Linked DNA regions of Homo sapiens: region 2 is linked to region 1. Evidence: read pairs that join two places in POLR2A ChIA-PET (ENCODE). Cell type or tissue: Panc1. All regions are shown on one strand. Each heading gives the region's core, and the rest is flanking DNA. Links, peaks and the distances in the headings are about the cores only.

Region 1 (8,343 bases), core at 239-8,238:
AAGGAAGATTATTGTCAGTTATTTCTCCTTCCTTAGATAATCCCTTAAATATTTTAGAAGAGAAGGAGCAAGAGAAGAAGATCTCAAAATACTTTTTCAACACTGGCTGGTTTTGAGAAGCTCACTTTCAAAATTTGATATGGACATTGCATTTGACGAGACAGGTAAATAAACCTGTCTCATCGGGGACTCTTATAAAAAAGTATTTTAAGGTTCCTTTGAAGGGTATCAGTGTTTGGGCCCATAACTGCTAAACTTAAAATTGACATCGTAACGTTATATGTTACTCTCTTACTAACAGAGTAAGGGTTGACAAACTACCCTAATTTAGAAAAATATAAAAATGGATAATTCATAACCATTAAGATGACATATTTGGTCTCTTGTATCACCTAAATTTCCCTCTATCTCCTATGTCACAGGATTTTTTTTTTTTTTTTTTTTTTTTTTTTGAGACCGAGTCTCACACTATTGCCAGGGCTGGAGTGCAATGGTGTGATCTCGGCTCACTGCAACATCCGCCTCCCTGGTTCACGCGATTCTCCTGCCTCAGCCTCCTGAGTAGCTGGGATTTTAGGCGCCCGCCACCACACCTAACTAATTTTCTGTATTTTTAGTAGAGATGGGATTTCACTGTGTTGGCCAAACTGGTCTCGAACTCCTGACCTCGGGATCCACCCGCCTCAGCCTCCCAAAGTGCTGGGATTACAGCCATGAGCGACCGCGCCCAGCCGTCACAGGATTTCATACTTATTAAGATCCCTCTTTCTTCTTTAGGATTCCCAAGTAACTTGTCTCTGCTATTTTTAATGTATATGACCGAATAAATTCAAAATGAGCCTTATGAAAATAGGCTAAGGTCAAACATTGTATACTCCTAATATCTCCTAGCAGTCCATGAATATCTCCAAATACGTTGGAGGGATTGAGATGGACTCAAAACTTATTAGAGAATCTTGAATACTGTGGGCAGTGTAAAGCCCTCTCCTATCAATAATATTTCTTGTTGCCTTGGGAGGCAACTAGAATATGATGATGGAAATGATACAGAGGTCAGTTATATGCTTTTATTTCCCCCATATTTTGAGAGCTGCATATGGTATATATCTGCCCATAAATTTATGTATGCATATTATGTATACATCTGGGTGCATATATTGAAAGGCAGTATAGCGGAGTGGTTAGGGAATGGGTCTGGAAGCCAGATTACCTGGGTTTGAAGCCAGGCTCTTTCACCTGCTATTCGTATAACCTCGGGCAAGTTAGTTACATAACCTCTCAGTGCTTCAGTTTCCTTATCTGTAAAATGATACAATAAAATTATGTACCTCATGGAGTGGCTGTGAGGATTAAATACGTTTATATACATAAAACACCTAGAACAATGCCTGTAAAATGATAGGAATTCAAAAATTGTAGCTACTTAACAATATATTGTATGCATTTTTATATACATCATATGGATACATACATATGTATATATATATATAATACATAATCGCCTTGCCTCCAAAATAAGACAATTTCATACACATAAAATATATATAAATGTCATATATATACATACACACGCACACACACACACGTACACTCCATGTATAGCACATTTCGATTTTCTTGGAAATTTCAGTTATCTAATGACCAACACGAGTGTGGATACCAACATAGCTGATGACTGGCATGAACATAGTATACATTTGATATTTTATATCTATCTATTTAATGAAATAATACTTGCCACTGAAAACTGGCCCTAATATAACATGTACATGGCATCAAGGTGAAGTGAAAAAGCTCAAGCATGACACTGGACAATGGATTTGCATCCTGGGTCAATCACTTAAAAACTGCATGGTCTTGGACAAGTCATTTAACCTTTCTGAGCTTTAGTTTTCTCATCTGAAGAACAGGGATGTAAAATTTCTTGCAAGTTTGTGGTGAGAAGGAGACACAAAATACATTTTTAAAAAAGCATTTGGCCAACATCCTGGTACATAGCAAATGCTTAATAAATGGAAACGCTGATCTTTAATGTGTCAGTCCCGCTACAAATTAGGGTATTTTTTTTTTAAGCCCAACACAAACAAACATCCCACTGGAAGTTTTTGATCAGCTATGCTGTTGCTGTATAATGATCATGGTTTAGTCTTAAGGGCATGTGGTTTCAATAACTATATGTGGTTGGAAGTTATGCTGCCTGTAGGAACGAAAGGAGGAAAGAGATTGGTGTAATTCAAGTTTCACCAGTATCTCACTAGGCAGTTTTGGAACTTTGTGCCTTCTCTCCCTCTGGCTTCCCTTCTTCTGCCAGTAGGAAGCCTAGTGGCCCCAGAAACGGTTACACTCAAGAAGCAGTAGAGGCTGAAAATCTGCGGAGGTGGCACTGCTTTGCTTGGTGGGGTTAGGCCAAGCAGGTAGGTTCGTAACCTACTGGTCAGGTGCCAGAAGACTTTTTCTTCCCTGGGTGTTGTCTGAGAGAAAGGGATTACGACCCAGCAGATGTTCACTGTAAATGACAATCCCTTTTCAAACGTTAAGTATGTTCATATAAGTAGTAGCGAGAGGCAACTTGTTTTGTAGTTGGGCCCTGTTTGCTTCTTGCACAGTATTTAAGGAACTGGGCCTGACATAGTAATAGCTAACTTTGTAAAGCAACTACATATGTACTATGAGAATAAACCATTCAACAAACAACAACAACGACAACAACAACAACAACAAAAAGAGAAGAAACCATTCAACATACACTGGGAACTCTTAGAATAAAAGTAACACTTAAATTTAAGGTGGAGTACGATCATCAACGAATTCTTATGCCATATGTGCAAGTGGCTCTGATGTGAAACTTGCATGGTAGAGAAAATGTAAGGAAAGGAAACATATAGGAAATGTGTTTCATGCACACACACACACAATTTTTTCACACAGTTGATGAAGCTACATTGAACCAGCAATTTGAATATTATTATTATCCATCTCTCTCATTAAATACTTAGGAACACATAGTAAAATTGCTTAAGGATGGACATTTAGATTGCCATATCCAGAGTTATATCCAAGCAGCAAATGATTGCACTGCTTATAAATTCTAGGCAGATGATAATTTAAAGTCCCCACGAAAGCCCTGAGCTTATTTGATTGTTCTCTTAATTACTGGGCTCTATGCTATCAAATATTTGTGTAAGAGGAAGCTTTTCTTTGTGGGAGTGGATAATAGCTGTGCTTACACTTTGAAATTTTTGCCTTGAGTTATTAAGATTTACATTTCTCACTTTTGTTCCAGGGAAAGGTGTTTAGCCGTTTTTAGAAAACAGGTACCACATAATCAATCATCAAACACCCGGGAAAGTTTCCGCCCTTGACAAGTGTAAAATCTCAGGTATTAGCAACCCACCTCCAGAAACAAATCTACCAAGGGTGGAAAGGGGTAGAAAGGATGTCTCACTTTCCTAGGTGAATATATTGTGATTGGTATGTGTGGCATGCATTGAGAAATTACATTTGCTTACTAACTGCCGTTTAGAAATCAGCCCGAAAAAGTCTGGGAGAGATCGCCCAGAGACAGCCAAGCCCCGAGCCTCGCTCCCAAGCTCCTCCGGAGTCCTGCTCTTCTAGGCGCGTGAAGAATAAATAGAGTCTGGTCATTGATCTCCTGATGGTGTTGTTGCACTCTGGGTAATGCTGGGGGTGCCCAGGGACGCGGCGCAGTCCATGGTTGCGCGTCTGCAGAGAATTACAGAGATGGGGACAGAGAACACGCACCTCGGCATAAAAGCAAAAGGAGAGAAGGCTACAGCGAGGAAAAGAAACGTGTTGCTCGAATTGTTTCCTTAGTCCCCTTTCCATCACCCCCTTCCCAACACGCAGCCACCCCCGTGAATGCTCTCCCTTCCCCCTGCTCTTTTCTGGACACTAGCTCTGGGAAGATCACTGTCAGGAACCCCCGCCCCCGCCCCACCCTGGTTTGAGATTTAATAGGATTTTTTTCCCCTGGCAAACCGGCAGCTGTTTTAAGTCAATGAAAGTAAGATTAGAAGAGATAAGCGCCGGAGCAGCCCGGGAGCTGTCAGAGCACACACTTAAATCAGCCCCACAGCTTCTGCTCAGGGCATCACCGACGGAGTTTCTTCTGATGGGGATGGGACTCTGAGGGTCTCTCTCGGCTCCACGCGCCCACTCAAGTGTCGCGGCAGAAAGAGTCGGAGCCCAGCGCCCAGCCTTATTTCTCCCTAAATATCACTAAATTTCATTCCCTGGTTCTTGGGCATTGGGTTGGGGTGTGTGTGTGTGTCTGTGTGTGTGTGTGTGTGTGTGTGTGTGTGTGTGTGTGGTGATTTTTTTTTTTTTTTTGGCTTCGCTTAACACAAAACCAAACCAGTTCAACCACCCCGGAGGCAGAGATGAGAGCGCCTCAAAACTTTTTTCCCCTACCCCAATCTCCGAGGAGTAGGTGGGTGCACAGTGCCGGCGGCGGCGGGGACGCGCGGCGCGGAGCCTGGCTCTGGGAGGCAGTGGCCGCTTCAGCAGCCGAACCTCTCGCGGCTCCAGCCTCCGCGCCCAGCAGCCCGCGGCTCGCCTCCCGGAAAGGTTCCACGGACCCCGCAGCCCCCCGCGCGCGCCCTCCCTGCCGGCCCGACCGCCTGACCACTGGACTAGGGGGCCGGGAGGGGCCAGGTCCTGGGCGCAGAGCAGCGGCTGAGGCTCAGGCGCCGGGAAGAAGTTGACAAAGGGACTTGACTAAACATGAATGCGTATTTATAGATGCGAGCTCCATCGAGATCTAGAGATATCCCGCTCTCCCTGGCTCCTTCCACTCCTGCCATTTCATTTTTATCGCTCCTTTAAGTGGAGGGCAGATAAAAAAAAAATTCCTGCACGGTGTGGGTAATCGCCGCGTTATTTACAATCTAGTTACTCTGCAGCAGACGGGGAAGAAAACTCTGGGGCTCCTTCCCTTCGGATGGATAGAGAGGGCGGCCGGGCGGCGAGCTGCAAGAAGGAGGTCAGGGTGGGCTTGCGGGAGCTCGGGGGCGACCTGGAGGGAGCGGGAGCCCCCGGCACCGCCCCCGCGCCCCCCCCCCGCCCCCGCCGCACCCCCCGGGGCGGGCGCCGGGCCGCGGTGACCGCCGGCTGGTGCGCTGCCCTCGCCTCCCCCATTGTTCCTACTGTCTTTTTGCCTTTTGTTATTTGCACTCGCATTGTGTTGTTTGTCTCTGAAGCCGCCTCATGACCAGCAAAGGGATTTCACCTCGTCCTTGAGAGCAACACGGGGAGCGCGAGCGAGCGGGCGAGCGAGAGACGGGGGGAGAGAGAGGGACACGCGCGCGCACACACACACACACCGGCACACACGCACACACACAGACACACACACACAGAGTGAAAAAGGCGAGCCACCAAAACCCATCTCCAGTCTCCTCCCGGGGGCCCCCAGCCCGCCTCTGTGCCACTTTGCATCCCACGCCGGAGGAGGCATTAACGAGACCGGGTAAGGTGCGTGAATCGCTGCGTTTTAACTTTGTTGTTCGTCCCGATGTTGTTGTGGGCAGACCTCCAAGGCGCAGAGCTCCCCTCTGCCGCTCGCCGGGCCCGCCACTCAGCACTCCTTCCCGGCTCCAGCTGGAGAGCCGCGGAGGAGGGAGGGGGCCGCCGCCGGAGTTTCCTCAAGTACAGAGGGAGGGGGACTGGGCTGGGGGTGGCGGAGAGGTGGGAGGCGGCCCGAGGCGCGGAGTGGCCCTGTCATCCCCGGGGGCGGCTGGCCGGGGGACCCTGGAGCGCCGGCTTGGACCCCGACCCGGAGACGGGATAACTTTCTATTTTTGTTGGGAAGCCTGCGTACTGTTGCTGGTATTGTTTTGTAAGTGGTGGCGGTGGAGGTGGTTGATGCGAGAGGAGAGTGCGGGGAGAACCCTGGGCTGTGCTGGGCATCGCGGCCAATGTCCAAGGCCAGACCCTAAAAGTTGGACAAAGCCCCTTAACCCTTCTAGGATATCAGAGCGACCCCTGGCCCACCCCCTAACCTTAGTCACCCCCACCTCCCGACTCTTTCGTCTTTTTGTTTCGCTTTCTGCAATCCTTCTCCCTACCACTCCCCCTCCCTCCCGCCCGGAATTTCTGAAACAAGTCTCATCCTTCAGGATTCTAGGGATTTCAGAGACCGGAAGCTTTAATTCTAATTGCAACTACTTTTTCCCCCCACCTCACTCAGTGTACCAAGTGAAGACCACTCACGTGTTGTGTCACTTTAAGCGCGGGTTTGGGAAATCTCGCTTGCACTTTGGGGCTACAGCAATAAGAAGCAATGAAAAGAGGTTATACGAGTTGAAATCAAATTGGATTTGGAAATGTTTGCGTTGGAGAGCAGCAGTTTGTTGAGTATTGATCGGATGCACACGAAGCACTGTTTACATATTTTATTAGTCATTTTCCCTACACTTTGCAAAGCGACTATATTAATAAATAGATTGACCCTGGTGAATATCTGAAGACGCTGGTTTCTGTGACTAAATTCAGAATGTGATGATGAATGTGAATTCATTTTAATGTGTTCCCTTCTCAGCTAAAGCAGGTCAAGACGAGGAATCCTGTGAATATGCAGAGCCCTACACTCGGTGCCAGGCAGTCCAGGCACTCTGGGTGGCAGTCAACTGTACTTTCTTACAAAAGTTTAGGGATTTGCTGGAACCCACTTGAGATCCTCACATACCCAGATAGCCAAAGGACTTTGTCAAGGAAGGCATAAGGAGGTGTCCCCAGGGACTGCCTTCTGGCTCAGCAGAGTTCTTTAGCCAAGGGCAGGACCAAGGGAAATCTGTGGGATTTGGGGCAGTAAGTGTGGGAATCTGCAAAGGGACTGGACAGTGATTTGTTTCCTTGCTTTTCATAAATAATGGCCCCTAGTACCCTGAAAACACACACACAGACACAAACAGGCCAATGAAGTAGGCACATGTGAGATTTGTAGGCAATGGACATTTCCATCAGAAAAACCAGAGGAAAATTTTTGATCAGGATTACGGGAGTGAGGCTCGATGGCCAAGAGTGATTAGGTTAAGGGCCAGATGGCTTTAAAGTATACGGAAATGTTTTTCAAGTTTGACTTTTATAGCATTTAAAAGGAGGACGATTTCTTAGAGCCTTTACAGAACTGCTAAATTTTGATCTGTCTAATTTTAAAGGAATTCAGCTGTATGAGAATTGCTGTTAGCTCAGATAGGGAAGGAATCTGGTTTCAAATGCAGATACATGGAACAAAGTTTCTAGGGGTGCTTCTTCCTGATTTAAATATAGCTCCCAGGCAGAAGCCTAGATAAATTCAGCCACAATGATTTAAAATCATAAGTACTTACAGTGGAAGTTCTTTTAGGCACTGTGCAAAGTTCTCCTGCAAATTATGCCATCAACTGTTTATTCCTCAGAACTATACAAGATAAAAATCATAAGCATCACTTAAAACTGATGCAATACAGCCTTAAATCCTTAAACTGCTAGGGATTGCTTTTGTTTGCCTAAAAGGTAGATCTTTCATCACATGAGTTGTTTAAAAACATTTAATTGTGGGGGTGGGAAGGGATGTGCATAATTATTTAGTTATTTGTGTTAATTACATAGTAGCATACTTGCTTGAAATTCTTTCTTTTTTCCCCCTTTTCTTTCCAGTGATCTCTCTTCTAACAACCTTGTTCCTGAAGAATCAACAGTTTTTTCTTGCTGTGGGTTTAAAAAAATTCATTTTGTAGCCTTTTTGAGTGGGTAGTATTGATCCAATCTGACACAGACTTGCAAGTGTAAACTCTTAATACAGGAAAAACTTCAATTCTTAATACGGAAAGCTTGTATTAGTTTTGTTGTTGAGCTTAAACAGTTCTGGTTGAATGGCATGTTGTATATAGAATTCAAAACTCCAAAACCTGTTTGGTAAATAACTAGGCATTTGAGGTCCAATGGCTAATTCAAATTAAGTTAGTTCTATACATGTAAGTGCACATCCTGTTTAGACTGACACGTGGTTTGGTAAAAGAAAAAAAATGAATATACACTTGGAAAGATGCTATCTGTGGAGTATATAAATAGTAAATAGCAAAAGAGTGAAGTTTATACTCAGGTATGTTGTCATCTTTTTGGTTGTCCTCAGTGGGGGTGAGTTATGAGTGATAAGGAGAATTTAAATTTCTAAATTTACCTTTTCCAGTTAAAGGAATGAATTTAAATGCTTAAAGAATTTTTTTTTTTTTACTTACAAAGCAAGTTTAAAATATGATCTAATGCTTACAGTATGTACTACCTTCTTGAAAAGCTCTGTTCTTTTTCTGAGTGATAAGTAATCATTGATTTGAGGGTATG
Region 2 (8,343 bases), core at 131-8,130, 74 kb before region 1:
ACTTTTTTAAACAATTTTATCATACTGATGACATACAATAAATTGCACATATTAAAGTGTATGATTCGATGAGTTTTCAGATATAGGAATGCCCATGTAACCATCACCATAATCAAGATAATAGGTGTACAATCATTGCCAAAATTTTCCCCCGCCTCTATAGTTTTCTTCTCCTGCCCCTCCCCACCCTGTCCCCTTTTTCTAGGCAATCATTGATGTGTTTTCTCTCATGAAAGATTAGCTTTCATTTCCTGTAATTGTATTGAAATTCAACCACACATTATGTGTCCTTTCACTCAATTATTTTGAGATTCATTCACGTCATATCAGTAGTTCATTCCTTTTTATTGCTGAGTAGTGTTTCATAGGATGAATATACCAGTTTGTTTATCCATTCACCTGTTGATGAATATTTAGGTTTTTTCCAGACTTTGACTATTACAAATAAAACTGCTATGAACATTTGTGTATTAGTCTTTATATGGACATATGCTTTTATTTCTCTTGGGTAAATATCTAGAAATAAAATGGAATGGCTGGATTAACTTTTTAAGACACTGCCCAATTGTTTTCCAAAGGGATTATGCCATTTTACATTTCCACCATTATAAGAATTACAATTCCTCCATATCCTCTCCAATACTTGGTATAGTCAGTCTTTTTAATTTTAGCCATTGTAATGGGTATATAATAGTACCTCATTGTGACTTTAGTTTATATTTCTTTAAGAACTAATCATATAAGCCTCCTTTCTACTGCTTATTTGCCATCTGTATATCTTCTTTGGTGAAATGCATGTTTAAATATTTTGTCTAACTTTACTTTTACTGTTTTCTTATTATTGATATATCAATTCTGAATACAAGTTCTTTATCAGATATATGTTTAGCAAATATTTTCACCAAGTCTCTGCCTTGTCTTTTCATTCTGTTAACAGCATTTTTTAATGAATAAAAGTTTTAAATTTTGATATAGTCCAATTTACCATTTGGTTTTCTTATGGATTGTGCTTTTGGTGTCACGTCTAAGAAACATTTGCCTAATCTAAGGTCACAAATGTTTTCTCCTATATTTCCTTCTCATCATTTTATAGGTTCCAATTTTATATTTTGGTCAATAATCTGCTCTGAGATAATTTTTGAATATGGTGCAGAAATTCTCGCTTTAATCTCAGATAAATTTTCAGATTCGACTGTGAAACAGTATGCCAAGAAGTGTTGCAAAAACTGTTTTGTTAGAATCATTTTCAGTTGGAAAAAGCATTAAGGAACTTACTAAGGAAATAGCCCTGCATATGCAGAAGATGGTACAAACTGAAAGTGCCATTTGTCTATTTTCTGATACTTGGCATAATTTTCTGAAATAATTTTGACAGTATCAAGGAAACTAAAATTCAAAAAACTCATGAGTTGATAATTTAAGGCTACTAGACAATCTTTTCATGCATGATCCAACTTCTACTCGCTTATCCCCTTGAAAATACAAAGTAGCACAATTTTCTCCCCAATCCACTAGAAAATTCCATATATTTCCTTTAAGTAACCTATTGCTTTGAGTTTTTTTTCACGTGTGTGACACTCTGATGTCTGGAATGATATTTTAGAGTAGTCATTGACTTCATGTACTGCATTTTTCAAGGAGAATATTCTCTTGAATACTGGCCTTTATATTGGGTTTTAGCTGGGAGATAGTATCTTCTCAAAAACTGTAACTTACTGTCATATCCATTGTTCCACATAGATTTATTCCTTGTAGTTTAATCTTTGTAATTAAATGTCTAACTAGGTGCAAGATAGGCTACCAGAGTTCTATTTAGAATAATGACTAATGTCGTCTTATTCAAAATTGAGGTCATGACCCTAGGAAGTCCTATAGTGGTTTTTTGGGAAATACAAAAATTTCCAAAAGTATCTCAGAAACCCAAGTTCTGTAGAGCACTTAGCTAGCTTGCATGCAGCCATCAAGGTTATATGCAGTTAAGGAAAAGGTGACCTCTCCTATCTCTAGAGCCTTTCCCTGTCTTTTGTTGTTGTCTGACTTGCACATACCTTAAGATGCATATAGGGATTTTGGAATTGAAACATTCATTCCTATCCTGACTAATGCTGGTACCTGCAAAATAAACTGTATACTTTTCATGTAGGAAAGATAACATGAAAGGAAGTGCAGATTTCAAGGGAAACAGAGAAAAAAACTTCAGAGTAAATTTTTATGTATAAAAATTACATAGGTACATCTAGGATTACCAAATTTGCATCAACTAATAATTTGTTCAGCTGAATTAATTTGTCAAGTTAAGTAGAGGTCTTATTCATAAGCACAGTCATCCCCTCTCCATTACACTCCTGTACTTTCCTCCCTCCAGAGATAGTGTAAAAGCAGAAAGAGCACCTTAGCTCTTCATTATTTGTTTTTACCTTTCTTCGGGGTACTTTAGATAGAGATGGCTAGATGCTACCTGGTGTCTATCCTCCCTTTCTTAGTGACAGAGCTCAAGTGTTTCAAGGAGGACAAGGTATCCAGCTAGTGGACTACATTTTCCAACTTCTTTGTGGCTAAATGCAGGTACACGGTGAAATTCTGGCTAATGAGATGCAAGCAGAATTGTTTTGTGTGATTTCTAAGTGAAGAGTTTACTCATTATCTGCTTTTCTACTTCTCTTATATGAGAGGGCAATAAACCAATTTAATTAACTACTATTGGGGGGGTTTCTGTAATGTGCAGCTGAACCCAATTCTAACTGAACAATATGGCATTATTATAAGCAAATTGTAAGAAAAGGTGATAAAAGGGCAAAGCCAGCATCTCAGCATTTCTTGGGAAATAATTTACAATCTTCTTCTTTAGGCAGGGACTCCTTAGGCAGGGACTGAAAGATTCAAAATCTGAAGTTGTTGTTGAATCTCATTTTGAGACTTTCAGTCCCTGCCTAGAGACAACCAGGAGGAAGCATTGTTCTAGGGAGTGTTTGTGTAACTATTTTAGAAAAATCACATTTAAAAAAATCAAATTAGTACATACTCATTATAGAAAATGTAAGAAACTCAAAAATAAATATAAGAAGAAATGGAAGTGTAGAAAATAACCCATATTTCAAATATCTAAAGATAACTATATGTAATATTTTGATACTAACTGGGGTCTTTTTCTCTGCTAAGTTTCTATAACATATAAATAAATCTACTTATATGCACATATGATTTTATACCTTGCTTTTTTCCTCCTAAAATGTGATAAAAACTTATTTTAATGGCTTTATTATATTTTATTGAATAGGTTATAGCATTATCCACCTAATCATTCACACGCAGTTGGATGTTTTGTAGGTTTACCTGATGAAATGATGCACTTCTAGAAAGGTTTATGTGTATAACCCTGTTGAAGTTGTGACCACACAGTTTGGTCCCAGAGCTGTGCACATTTAAAGGGGCAGAGTATTAACATAAAAATATAATTGGAAAAGTGTTCTGTTCTTTATTCTTGTCTCAAAGCATTCCTTCTCAAACCTGAGTGTGCACAGGCTTGTGAAAATCCTGATTGCTGTCCCCTACTCCCTCACCAGATATTCTGATTCAGTAGACCTGTGGTGGAGCCTGGGAATTTGCTTTTCTAACACATGGCCAGTTGATGCTGATGCTTTAAGAATCACAGTCTTATCAACACATTAAAAAGTTTCATTCATCTTATTCCTCATACTTTCATATCTCTCTCCTTCCTAATTCTCAAATCCTAAAGTCTCCAGACTTCCTTTTGCTAATATCCCCCCAAAATTTTCAGTACTCCCCATCTCTGCTTTATCTAAAAGTCACATGGCTGTTACTCTCTGCCAGTCTCTTTGTCCCTCTCCACTTTCCTGCCAACCTTTAGTTCTTGACTTTTCTTGACATGCTCAGATTCTGCCTAACATTAGCATTCTGGCCAAAATAGACTCATCTCAGAGATTGGGGACAGGGATTGAGTTGTGATTGACAAAATTCTTTTTACAATGGAGGGGAATCTAAGAACTCTCCAAAATTTAAATTTCATTTTATCACAAGTACTGAAGGCTGTTTCATTAGAATAGAGTCCCAGAATCCGAATTTCTGAGGCAAGAGATGTGAGCTGCTTAAATCTGGATCTATATTGACAGATTAAGAACACAGATGTTAAAGCCTGACACATATGACTTCACATCCCATTTTTGCCACCTGCTCATTATGTGAATTTGGGAAAATCAAACCCACTGAGCCTCAGTTCCTTCATATGTAAAGTGCTTAAAAATTCTAGCATTAAACTAATAGGGTAGTTTTGAGGATTATATGTGACAATGAAGGTAATGTTTAGCAAATTTCCTAGCACTTGGTAAGAGTTCCATTGATGTTATTATTGTTGCTGTTGCAAAATTACTTCTGAAAGTTCATTCCAGATTCACACTCCCATCAATAGTGTAGCACAGTGGTAACTGGGAAGTTCTTAGTATCTAACTACAATACACAATCTTTCTCTCTAGGTTAGGGGTGTCTCCCTAATTAACTAAGAAAGTCTGCCTACTAGAACTTGAAGGGAACCATGGAACTAATGATTCACAACATAGGAGACTTACTGAGGCTTATCTATATTCTGACTTTGAGTTGGTGCAAAATGAAGTCAAATTAAATGGGTAATTTCCTATCCTCTAAGCTAAAATGTCTTTCTAATTAATTTTGCCATCCTTCTGGTAAGAAGAGTCTTAGTAGTTTTCAGCAATAGCTCGGACCATAGTAAAAATGGGTCCTGTGTGGTTATCAGCCTGTGACAAAAGCATGTCATGCTTTCTGTGTTTCTCAATCAAATAACTGCAATTCTATTAATTCCATCGTTCTTTCCTTGCAGCTTTTGTTTTTCAACGACTCACTTATTATGGTTGACTAAGTTATTAAAACTGAGTTTTACTTTCAAATTTCCTGTTGCTTTTATATGATATCAGGAAGTAAATTTCTAGTGCCTTGGTTTATGTCTATCAAATATTTTCATAATAAGAACTACTTCATGGGTGTAATAAACCGGAAGTCTCGGAACTCATGAAAATAAACTTTCTAACTCTGGGAGAAATGCATCATAAACCTCAAAATATATCCAACAATCTACTTATTACTGGTAAAATCAGAACAGCTTTAAAATCACAAACAGTAATTTGTTTCAGGAATAGCAAATGAGGCTTCCATTGCGTACATTAAACTCTATTATTCAAGAGAAACATAAAGTAAATCTTGTGTGAGCTGAGTCGATTTTTGTCTTACCACAAAAAGAGGCAGTTGGATAAAGAAGATGACCTTTGTTAAAAGGGAAAAAATCTTCAATACCCGGTGTTCACTGCCAGTGGGTGTTCTCGTGTTGGCTCTTAAAAGAAGCAGGAATCCTATTGTCATTTCTTCTAGCTTTAATGATGAAATTTACTTTCAAGTTTGTGTTTAGTCTCAGGCTATAAAAGTTCAGTACCTCCCCAGCACTTGATTCTGGGTCATGTCTTTGGGACCCTCAACATACTCTGGGACAAAATAAGTGGCTACAGATAAGAAAAAAAAGCTCTAAGCTTCAGCATGAAGTGCTGAAACTGGTACAAGAGCTAGGCTGTTAATAGCAACCAAATTGATTTTGAACTTCGGGAGATTTGCCTTCCCCCTGACTCTCAAGGCCTGGCTCTGACTTACATTAAAGCTCTTTCTGTTTAAATAGACAGAGGCTGTACTGTATGAAAGGAGAAGAGAGAGATATAAGCCATGAATTACAAAAGGACAAATATGTATGCAAAAGCAATTAGGGGCTTTGAGGGAAGAGTATACTTTATAAACCATCCCTAGATAGTAAGTCTATATTATTCTTGAGAATTTTAGCAAGACATCAGAATTAGGTTGACCAGGCTTATTAGTAGTGGAAAACAAATGAATACTCCTAGTTTGATAAAACATTCATGACTCCAGATAACTATATTTCAGGAAGAAGAATGAATTGTATAATTTGCAAAATTTTGCCCACTAAGGACATAAATGTTCTAGGAGCCCCCAAAAATACAACTGAAAAATCACTCATAAGACTTTTAGGATATCAATTATGGCGTTTCATCAGGAAAATATTGGTGAACCCAGTTTAACATTCTGCATCCTCCTCAGATCTTCTTTTTTGCCTTTGGCAAATCATGGAATTAACATAATAACAATTGATTCAACTATTTTGTGAGGCTTCAGAATATATTGGTTCTTTCATTTATTCATTTACATGAATGGTATAATGGTATTTCATTATCATTCAAAATCTTTGCCTTCAAGAAGTCTCCACTTCGTTGAATATGAGGCCAAATTTTTCTAGCTCGTTCACCTCAGCGGTCCCTTAAATGGTCAGTAATGCTCTGAGTTCACCTCCCAACATGGAGATCAGGAATTGACACTCAGGCTGGTTTCCATAGCATAAACACAGTTTTTGACTAGGCACTCACTTCTTTCACTTCGAAGGCCATCTTGCTGAGAGGAAAGAGGCCCTTCCTGTCACTCTATCTCTACCTCCACCCCTAGTGCTCCTTCCTTTGATAGATAGAGTTTATATTCTTATACTAGTTGTCACAAGAATTTAGAAAATGAAAGTTGATCTCTCTTTAGAAAATGATTGGAAATCTCTGTTCTAGATACTACCTATTCTACCTCCTCCCCAGTCTTGCTTTTTTTTTTTTTTTAACTTTGGTTAATATGCTATATATAATAAGGAGAGATTACACCTGTTCGATCTCAAACAATAGAAATAATTTTAAATTTATTAGGTGAAGACAGATTTAAAAAAAAGCTCCTTAAAATCCTAACAAGTATAATTTGTATAAGAAGTGAAAAGCACTTTTTGAATAAAGCAATGGAGTAATTCTTAAATGTATGGATAATAACAATTGGATATTAATGACATGATATAGCATCGTGTCTGAAACTAGAAAATAACATCAGGCATTGTGATTTCAAGACTTGGTGATGGCAACAAAATAAGACTTTTAATGCTCTAGGAGTTGCATGAATAAACCACAACTTGGACAGTCTTTTTGGTATTTAGTTCAGCTTCAGTGTGAGCATTAACTTTTCTACTACAGGTTGGAACATAAGCAGTTGGTAAAACATGACTGATAAGACTGTTCATGAGATTTTGAATTTTTGGCAACAAATGTATTGTTTTAAATTTAAGTAAGTAATGAAAATATATGCATATTGCAAAAAAAATTCACAGAAATACTTGGACTAAAAATGAAAGAACTCCATCACTTCCATCACTTCTGTCCCAAATCACCTCTTTCTCTCTCTACTCCCATTTCTCACTTTCCTTCCCAAGGAGCAATTGCTACTAACAGTGTGGAGTTTATCCTTTTAATGGAATTTATATATGTGTGTGTGTGCTTGTGTGTATGTGCATGTGCATGTACATACACACATGCATAAAAGTAAAAGTTGTTTTTCTCAGACTGTATTACTCTGCAATTTAATTTTTTTCACCAATATATCTAGGAGATTGCTAAATGTTCAGAATATATACATCCCCATTCTTTCTAACTGACACATTATACTTCCAATTCTGTGAATATACTGTAAACTATAATCTATTTAATCATTCCTCTTAATATAAATACTTGTGTGATTTGTTGGTTTTCACTATTATAAGCCATGTTGAAATGAATATCTTTGCACATTCATATCTGAGTACATATACATGTATTTTTGTAAGATAAATTTTAAAGTAGAGTAATTCAATTTTAAAAATACAACAAAAAATCTACCCAAAATGCTAACCACTTTACCTATACTGTATGAGTGTTAGTGTGTATATCTGTCTTTGTCAACACTAGATAGTATAACTTTTAAAATTTCTGACACTCTGGCAATATATGTGTATGTGCCTGTATTAGTTTACTTGAATTTCCGTGATTACTAATAATGATTTGTTTTTGTCATTATATGAATACATTACTTTGTTATTATACACATACATATGCTATGACTTGCTTATATCTGTCCTTTTCTCATATTTCTACTGTACTGCCTTTTTATTATTGCTTGTGAATTTTAACCCCTTGTTGGTTATATAATTTTATCATTTTTGCCTGGTCTGTTATTTCTCTTTTTCCTTGAATTATGGTGTTGGAGCATATAAACATTTAACATTTTTATGTACCCAAATCTGTGGTTAATTTCATTGCTTCTGAATTTGGGTCTTGCCTTATTAAACCTTCACCATACCAAGATTATAATAATATTTCCTCCACATTCTTCTAATATTTTCATTATTTATTATTTAGTTGTTTAATCCATTTCCATTTTTTTGTGTATTTTACGTAGGTGTCTAACAACTTTTTATCC

The links. Peaks named below come from ENCODE experiments on the same cell type or tissue, not always from the same donor. Only the 100,000 strongest peaks of a DNase experiment are listed, where the experiment ranks them.
Region 2: POLR2A ChIA-PET joins it to region 1 with 14 read pairs; 2 of 35 experiments call an interaction of 5 or more read pairs at or near these places.

What each region holds. Positions count from the first base shown.
Region 1 is chr12:24,559,483-24,567,825 of GRCh38, reverse strand. LINC00477 (long intergenic non-protein coding RNA 477) reads left to right here. Exons shown (of 4, transcript NR_029451.2): 3 at 37-164; 4 at 618-862. It also overlaps a transcript of SOX5 not described here. Among named protein-coding and RNA genes, the nearest start is that of LINC00477, 21 kb to the left of the region's middle. In Panc1, for the core only: a CTCF peak has its summit at 6,626; a DNase peak (open chromatin) is centred at 4,790; H3K4me3 peaks cover 3,077 bases; H3K27me3 peaks cover 4,856 bases.
Region 2 is chr12:24,633,374-24,641,716 of GRCh38, reverse strand. The region is part of intron 1 of LOC105369698 (a long non-coding RNA gene); the gene reads left to right. Among named protein-coding and RNA genes, the nearest start is that of LINC00477, 53 kb to the right of the region's middle. In Panc1, for the core only: no CTCF peak of the experiment used is centred there; no DNase peak of the experiment used is centred there.